Regions from separate parts of the Homo sapiens genome. Here region 2 is linked to region 1. A link is a contact called in ENCODE Hi-C or POLR2A ChIA-PET data. All regions are on one chromosome and are shown on one strand. Each heading gives the region's core, a stretch centred on a gene start or an enhancer-like site at or near the end of the contact. The rest is flanking DNA. Distances are from core to core; before and after follow the strand shown. Region 1 overlaps ROR1 (receptor tyrosine kinase like orphan receptor 1). Region 2 overlaps ROR1 (receptor tyrosine kinase like orphan receptor 1).

Region 1 (4,057 bases), core at 345-2,844:
ATAGAGTTCACCATTTTATTTTATTATTTATTTTGTTATCGTTATGTTTTAAAGAGATGGTCTTGCTCTGTCACCCAGGCTGGAGTGCAGTGATGTGATCATGGCTAACTACAGCCTCAAACTCCTGGACTCAAGCAATCCTCCTGCCTCAGCCCCCTGAATAGATAGGACTACATGTGTGTGCCACCATGCCCTGCTAATTTTTTCATTTTTAATTTTGTAGACACAGAGTCTCACTATGTTGTCCGGGCTGGTCTTGAACTCCAGGCCTCAAGCAATCCTCCCAACCTTGATCTCCTAAAGTGCGGGGATTATAGGCATGAGCCACTGCACCCAGCCAGAATTAACCATATTAAAATGAATAAGTCAATAGTAGTTAGTATATTCATAATGTTGTATAACCGCCACATCTGTCTACTTCCAAAACATTTTCATCATCCCAAAATAAAATTCCTTGCCCGCTAAGCAGTTACTTCTTATTCCTCCCTGTCCCCAGCCCCTAGCAACCACCGATCTGCTTTTCTCTAAAGACTTACCTATTTTAAATATTTCATATAAATGGGATCATACAATATGTGCCCTTTTTGTTCAGCTTATTTCACTTAGCATGTTTTTGAGGCTCTCCCACATCGTAACCTGTTTCAGTACCTCATTCATTTTTCATGGCTGAATAATATAGTCTATTGTATGTATCTACCACCTTTTGTCTATCCATTCATCTGTTGATGAACACCTGAGTTGTTCCCACCTTTGGACTATTGTGAATAGTGCTGCTCTGCACATTTGTGTACAAGTGTGTGTTTGAGTACCTGTTTTCAATTCTTTGGTTTAAGTGAGATTTTACAGTCAGGAAAGTCCCTCTGCATCCATTCTCTTCTCATTAAGAAGAGGTAGGAGACCCGGCGTGGTGGCTCACACCTGTAATCCTAGCACTTTGGGAAGCCAAGGCAGGTGGATCATCTGAGGTCAGGAGTTCAAGACCAGCCTGGCCAACATGGTGAAACCCTGTCTCTACTAAAAATACAAAAATTAGCCAGGCATGGTAGCACACGCCTCTAATCCCAGCTACTCAGGAGGCTGAGGAAGGAGAATCGCTTGAACCCAGGAGGTGGAGGTTTCAGTGAGCTGAGATCGCGCCACTGCACTCCAGCCTGCGCAATGGGAGCGAGACTCCATCTCAAAAAAAAAAAAAAAAAAAAAAAAGAGAGAGAGATAGGCATTTTAACTGAAATTATCCCCAAAAAGAATATTTTAGGACCAAATTTGTCAGTACCGATCGGTTCAGCTATGTCTGCCCATGCCCTGTATATTCTGATGAGGAAGAAAATCGCTTCCAATTAGAGGATACTCCTGGTATGGAGAAGGGTCCACTTTGGTGGGCTACCCTGGGATAGTCTCCTCATCTCTTCTAGTTCTATTGGCCTGTCAGTGGTAAGGTGGGCGCTAAACAGATAAAATAGTATATGAAACTGGAAATCTGTGGAATGGTTTGATGAAAGTACTGGGAATGGGTGGGGTTAGTGAGTGACTAACTTTCCAGGGAAGGTAGGGGCATTTGGGTCTGAAAGATGAGAACATTCACAAGGAGAACGAGGGGGTGGAGGGCATGCCAGCCCTAAGGATGAGCATGGGTCAAGCCATGTCCGCATCGAAGTGCATCCTGTGGTTTGAGACTAGCAAGATCATCCACATGACTAATACCATCAGGCTTGTAGGCTTGTCTGGCAGGGAAGGAAGCTGGAAAAACTGGCAAGAACTAGATTATGAAGTCTCTGCAGAACAGCATTTCCTTTCCTTGCTCTGCAGTGGTTCCTAGATGGGCACTCCTTTTGCTGCCGCACTGTTCCACGATCCCTCTTAGCACTCTTCAAATATCCTTCATAAGCTCCTTGCCCTGGAGAAGGAGGAGACCCTGGAGGTGGATTACAGACCACATTTGCGTTTCCCAATCCCATGGCAGAGAATATGGCAGGTTGTAGAGGCTGGCAACATGGTAACTCAATTACCTTTATGAGAAACATGAGCTCCCATCACAAAGCACCCCTGCACCTTGACATCATGGTGAGGCAGCGGCGCACGCTGGTGCCAGCCACTGTGATGAATGGCCAAATTCCATTTGCCCTTTCACAATGCACTTTTCTTCTCCATTGAATGCAGCCTTGGGCACGCTCACTGCAAGTGCCCTTGCACTTTTGCTACCTTGCCACTTGCTTCATGTTTTTAATTTGCTGAGCATGGAGTAAGGCAGGAAGACATCAATGATGAAAGAAGTGTGAGCTGGAAAAAAGCATAAAGCTGATTAATGCTGGAGGAGCATTTGTTCCCCTCCAGCCAAAGCCAGTGGGGAAAAATGGAAAAGAAAGAAATGTGTTTTTGACTTTATGTTTAAAAGAAAACCTTTTACCACCCAGAATGCACCAAAGCTTCTCCACAGCAGAAAGCCCCTCTAAGCAGTGCAAAAACTCCATTGCCAAGCCACTTGGAAAGAAGTTATAGAGTGTGGTTAGAAACACTATTTAGAGCAAATCTAGCTCTTCTACTTGCTGCGTAACTTTGGATAAGTTCTCTATGCTTTCTGAGTCTCACTTTTCTCATCTGTAGAACAGGAATAATTACATCTTTACCTTTTTTTATAAGATTGTTGTTGGGATAAAATGACTTAGTATCTGTTTTGTAAGTATATAAAACTTAGCAGTATCTGATACAGAATCAAGACTCGTTATAAGGTCTCTTTCTCGAGTAGGCTGATTTAACTAAGAGTAGTATTGAAACGCAGAACATAGTTACAGATCTAACAACATGGGATAGTGGCCTCATCTTGAGTTTCAGTTTAAATCCTAGCTCCACCACAGACTGACTTTGTGAATTTGAGCAAGTTACTTAACTTCTCTGAATTTGAGTTTCTCTCTCGTAAAATAAGGATAATAGCTCATCAGGGGCTGCTTTGAAGAAAGCACCTAACACAGTACCCAGCCCAGAGCAGCAGACACTTAATACATGTTTGGTTTTTTTCAGTGTTGTGGTTCTCAACCACATTCAAATCACCTGATAGGTTTCTTTAAGCATAGATACCTAAGCCTCATCCCCAGAGACTATGATTTAATAGGTCTAAGGTGGGGCCTGGGCATTCGTATTTCCTAAAGCTTCTCAAGGAGATTCTTTCATTCTTTTTTTTTTTTTTTTTTGAGATGGAGTCTCACTCTGTCACCCAGGCTGGAGTGAAGTGGCATGATCTTGGCTCACTGCAACCTCCACCTCCTGGGTTCAAGTGATTCTCCTACCTCAGCCCCCTGACTAGCTGGGATTACAGGCACCTGCCACCACACCCAACTAATTTTTGTATTTTTAGTAGAGATGGGGTTTCACCATGTTGACTAGGCTGGTCTTGAACTCCTGACCTCAGATGATCCACCCGTCTCGGCCTCCCAGTGTGCTGCCAAGGCGATTCTCATAAGGAGCCAAGACAGAACCACTCCCCAGCAGATAACAGTACATACTGGTTTTGGGGTTTTTTTGTGTTCTTTTTTAAAAAATCTGTCTCCCAGGAGACTGAACAGGATAGTAGGAATTCTGGGAATAGTCAAAAATTTAATACACCTGCAGTTCTAAGCCTTTGATAAGAAATGTGCAGCCAAGGAATTGCATTCCATTTTATTCTGAAAAAAAGTATTCAAAGAGTCTTTTTAAGAGTCTTGAACTGGAAAGGTGGTAAGAAGTTTAGCCTAAGCCTCACACATAAAATATGGGAACTCCCAGTAGGTTGGGGATTTATATCTGGGGGTAATTCCAGGGTTTTGTCCTCCCAAGAGATATAAATTGAAGCCTTGAGAGTTTAATGTGGGGGAGAAAGAAGTGTTCTCATAATGACACCTTAAAAATCCAGGGCTCTGCTAATGCCTAGGGATAGAAAAGCATCATCTGTAATAGCAGGGGGGTGGCATGGGGGTGTATTCTGGTCTCTGTACTTAGGTTTCCAAGATCCAAGTGTGGGTCATCAAGAACCTTCTTTCTCCCCATAGGTTTATGGTATTAGTTACCCAATAAAAGTTGGGTTAAT
Region 2 (3,790 bases), core at 1-2,500, 300 kb before region 1:
TTTTCAGTTGATCAACATCCTCCTGATAGGCTAAGGAGTGAACTGACCTTTACATGCATGGTTTATTTCAGAGCATGTTATTTGATTCCAGCATATTTAAACCTAAGCAACTAGATTGTAAGGTCTGTAAAAACAGAATTTGTCTTTCTGGTTTTTTACTCTATTCCCCTGGCACATAGTAGGTGTTCAGGAAATATTAGCTACTATTCTCCTCTCCAAGATGCAGCTGTTCCTCTCCAGCTGTCCTGTCCTTGCTGCTCCTCCTTGAACTTGCCAGGCTACTCCTGCTTCAGCACTTTGGAGACCACAGACCAGCAGGGATCACTCCCTCTCCTCTTCTGGGTCTTTGTTCAGATTATACCATCTCAGTGAGGCCCTAACTATCTCCTTCCTTTCTTTCTTTATTTTTCCATCATATCATCGCCATCTGATAAACTGATATATTGATGTACTGATATATTGACTTATTTATTTGGGAATGTGAGCTCCACCAGGACAGGTGTTTCTGTCTGATTTGGTTATTGCTGTATACCTAGTGCCTAGAACATAGTTGCTATAATTTACTTGGATGTTCCGCCACGTACTGGCTGTGTGGTAATAGCTAATGCATTTGCTCCCTTGGATCCTTTGTTTGATTCCCCATTTGTTTCATATGGCATATGTGGGTCAGATGAGATGTTGCACATGAAAGCTCTTTTATGCTATGTGTTATGCAAATGTATTCACTTATTTATTCATTTAATCAACCAGATGCAGTTCCTGCCTTCACAGAGCTTAATAATTGGACAAATAAGTAATTTCACCAAAGTGGGAATGCGGGTGATAGGGATAGTGTGATAGGGAATGTGCAGCGTGCTATGGGAGCACCGTCACGAGGGATTCCTAATTCAGATGTGGGGACAGGACCCTGGAAGGCTTCCAGGAGGAAGGAACATAGAAGCTGAGATCTGGGGATGGAATGGGCATTCAACAGGCGAAGGGAGTGTGATGTAATTGATGGCATGGAGAGTATTGCAGGTAGGAGGAATAATGTACAGAGTCTGGAAGTGCAGAACCATAGAGTACTGGTGGAACTGAAAGTAATTCAATCTTTCTGGAATATCCAGTGTGGGGACAGATAAGTGGATAGGGATGTGGCTCGTGATATAGTCTGGGGACAGATCAAGGAGCGCTTTGCAGGCCATGCTGGGGAGCTTGGACTTGATCCTAAGGACAGTGTGGAGCCATGGAAGTCTTCCAAGAAAGGAGTGACTTGGTCTGACTTTCATTTTCAACAGTCATTTTATGGAGTAAGACAGCTTATTTCCTCGCCAAGGAACTTGAACACAAGCTCCCAGGAAGGGAGGTTGTGAAAACAGTGAAAGGGCCTTCCAGAAAGTAAATCCTTAAGCTCCATGAAATTAGCTTAAATTCTGTTTGAATCTGACTGGTGAATATCATAGCAATGAGGCCAAAAAAAAAAACCTTCATAAAAACTTAATTATCTTTGAGGCCGTAGCTCATACTTGAGGGAAGGGACATGGGTAACGCTAGAGACATATATGTTTGCATTAACTTTTACGCCACTGTGGGGCAGACAATTAAAGCAGGAGTGGAGGAGTCAGAGCAGTTTTGAATCTGCTTTTAAGTCCCAGAGAGTGTCACAGTACCTCCTACCCAGCACTGGTTGCCAAAGTAAAAGAAAGTGGTAACAATAGGGCATAAGGTGGTGGAGAAGAGGCTGGGTAGACCTTGGCCATATTCTTGCTTTGCACCTTACACTGCTATAAAGAACTACCCGAGACTGGGTAATTTATAAACACAAAAGAGGTTTAATTGACTCAGACTTCTGCATGGCTGGGGGGTCTCAGGAAACTTAAAATCATGGCAGAAGGTGAAGGGGAAGCGAGGCATGTCTTACATGGCAGAGGAGGAGAGAGAGAGTGCTAAGAGAGAAGTGCCACTTTTAAACCATCAGATCTTGTTGGTTTAAAACAACCACTATCGTGAGAACAGCATGGGGGAAAGCACCCCCATGATCCAATCACCTCCCACCAGGTCCCTCCCTTGACATGTGGGGATTACAATTTGGGATGAGATTTGGGTGGGGACACAGAACCAAACCATATCATTTTACTCCTGGCCCCTTTCAAAGCTCATGTCTTTTTCACATTTAAAAGCTAATCGTGCCTTCCCAACAGTCCCCCAAAGTCTTAACTCATTCCAGCATTAACCCAAAAGTCCAAGTCCAAAGTCTCATCTGAGACAAGGCAAGTTCTTTCCACCTATGAGCCTGTAAAATCACAAGCAAGTTAATTACTTCCAAGATACAATGGGGATACAGGAATTTGGTAAATGTTCCCATTCCGAATAGGAGAAATTGGTCAAAACAAAGGGGCTGCAGGCCCTGCACCAAGTCCAAAACGCAGCAGGGCAGCCATTAAATCTTAAAGCTCCAAAATAATCTCCTTTGACTCTATGTCTCACATCCAGGGCATGCTGATGCAAGAGGTGGGCTCCCAAGGCCTTGGGAAGCTCTGCCCCTATGGCTCTGCAGGATACAGCACCCCTGACACACAGCTGCTTTCATGGGCTGGCATTGAGTGCCTGCACCTTTTCCAGGTGCACAGTGCAAGCTACCAGTGGATCTACCATTCTGGGATCTAGAGGCTGGTGGCCCTCTTCTCTCAGCTCTACTAGGCAGTTTCCCAGTGGGGACTCTGTGTGGGGGCTCCAACTCCATTTTCCCCCTCTGCCTGCCCTAGTAGAGGTTCTCCATGAGGACTCCACTCCTGCAGCAGACGTCTTCCTGGACATCCAGACATTTCCATAGATCCTCTGAAATCTAGGCAAAGGCTTCTGAAGCTCAACTTTTGTCTTATGTGCACTCGCAGGCCCAACACCAGGTGGAAGCTGCCAAGGCTTGGGGCTCCCACCCTCTGAAGCAATGCCTGAGCTGTACTTTGGCCCCTTTTAGCCATGGCTGGAACTGGAGTGGCTGAGACTCAAGGTGCCATGTCCTGAGGCTGCACAGAACAGGGAGTGCAGGAGGGACCCCTGGCCCACAAAACCAGTTTTCCCTTCTAGGCCTCTGGGCCTGTGATGGGAGGGGCTGCCATGAAGATCTCTGAATTGCCCTGGAGACATTTTCCCCATTGTCTTGGCTATCAACATTCAGCTTCTCTTTATTTATGCAAATTTCTGCAGCTGGTAGCTTGAATTTCTCCCCAGAAAATAGATTTTTCTTTTCTACAACATGGTCAGGCTACAGGTGTTCTAAACTTTTCTACTCTGCTTCCCTTTTAAACATAAATCCCAATTTCAGACCATCTGTCTGTGAATGTCTATGACTGTATGCTTTCAGAAAAAGCCAGGTCACATCTTGAATGCTTTGCTGCTTGGAAATTTCTTCTGCCAGATATCCAAACCATCTCTCTCAAGTTTAAGGTTACACAGATCTCTAGAGCAGGGGCAAAATGCCACCGGTCTCTTTGCTAAAGCATAGGAAGAGTGACCTTTGCTCCAGTTCATAATAAGTTCCTCATTTCCACCTGAGACCACCTCAGACTGGACCTCATTGTCCATATCACAATGAGCATTTTGGTAAAAATCATTAAACAAGTCTCTAGGAAGTTCCAAACTTTCCCACATCTTCCTGTCTTCTTCTGAGCCCTTCAAATTTTTTTATTCTCTGCCCGTTACCCAGTTCCTAAATCACTTCCACATTTTCAGATATCTCTATAGCAATGCCCCACTTCTATCAGGACCAATTTTCTGTGTTAGTCTGTTTTCACACTGTTATAAAGAACTG

What was found. Hi-C counts contacts between places; a loop is a spot of excess contacts on that map. ChIA-PET counts read pairs that join two places held with the same protein, here RNA polymerase II (POLR2A). Pooled maps may share reads with other maps.
Region 2: a map of ascending aorta shows a loop between it and region 1 (2.3-fold over the local background). The contact joins two enhancer-like sites. A Hi-C loop is called at or near these places in 1 of 168 maps with a recorded cell type or tissue (ascending aorta) and 3 of 50 pooled maps. POLR2A ChIA-PET finds 5 or more read pairs at or near these places in 1 of 52 experiments (Panc1).

What each region holds. Positions count from the first base shown.
Region 1 is chr1:64,131,582-64,135,638 of GRCh38, forward strand. The region is part of intron 4 of ROR1 (receptor tyrosine kinase like orphan receptor 1); the gene reads left to right. Among named protein-coding and RNA genes, the nearest start is that of ROR1-AS1, 21 kb to the left of the region's middle. Within about 2 kb of position 1,595, at least 2 of the 41 ENCODE cell types and tissues checked have a DNase peak (open chromatin) inside an H3K27ac peak, as active enhancers do.
Region 2 is chr1:63,828,563-63,832,352 of GRCh38, forward strand. All of the region lies in intron 1 of ROR1 (receptor tyrosine kinase like orphan receptor 1), which reads left to right. Among named protein-coding and RNA genes, the nearest start is that of ROR1, 56 kb to the left of the region's middle. Within about 2 kb of position 1,251, at least 6 of the 41 ENCODE cell types and tissues checked have a DNase peak (open chromatin) inside an H3K27ac peak, as active enhancers do.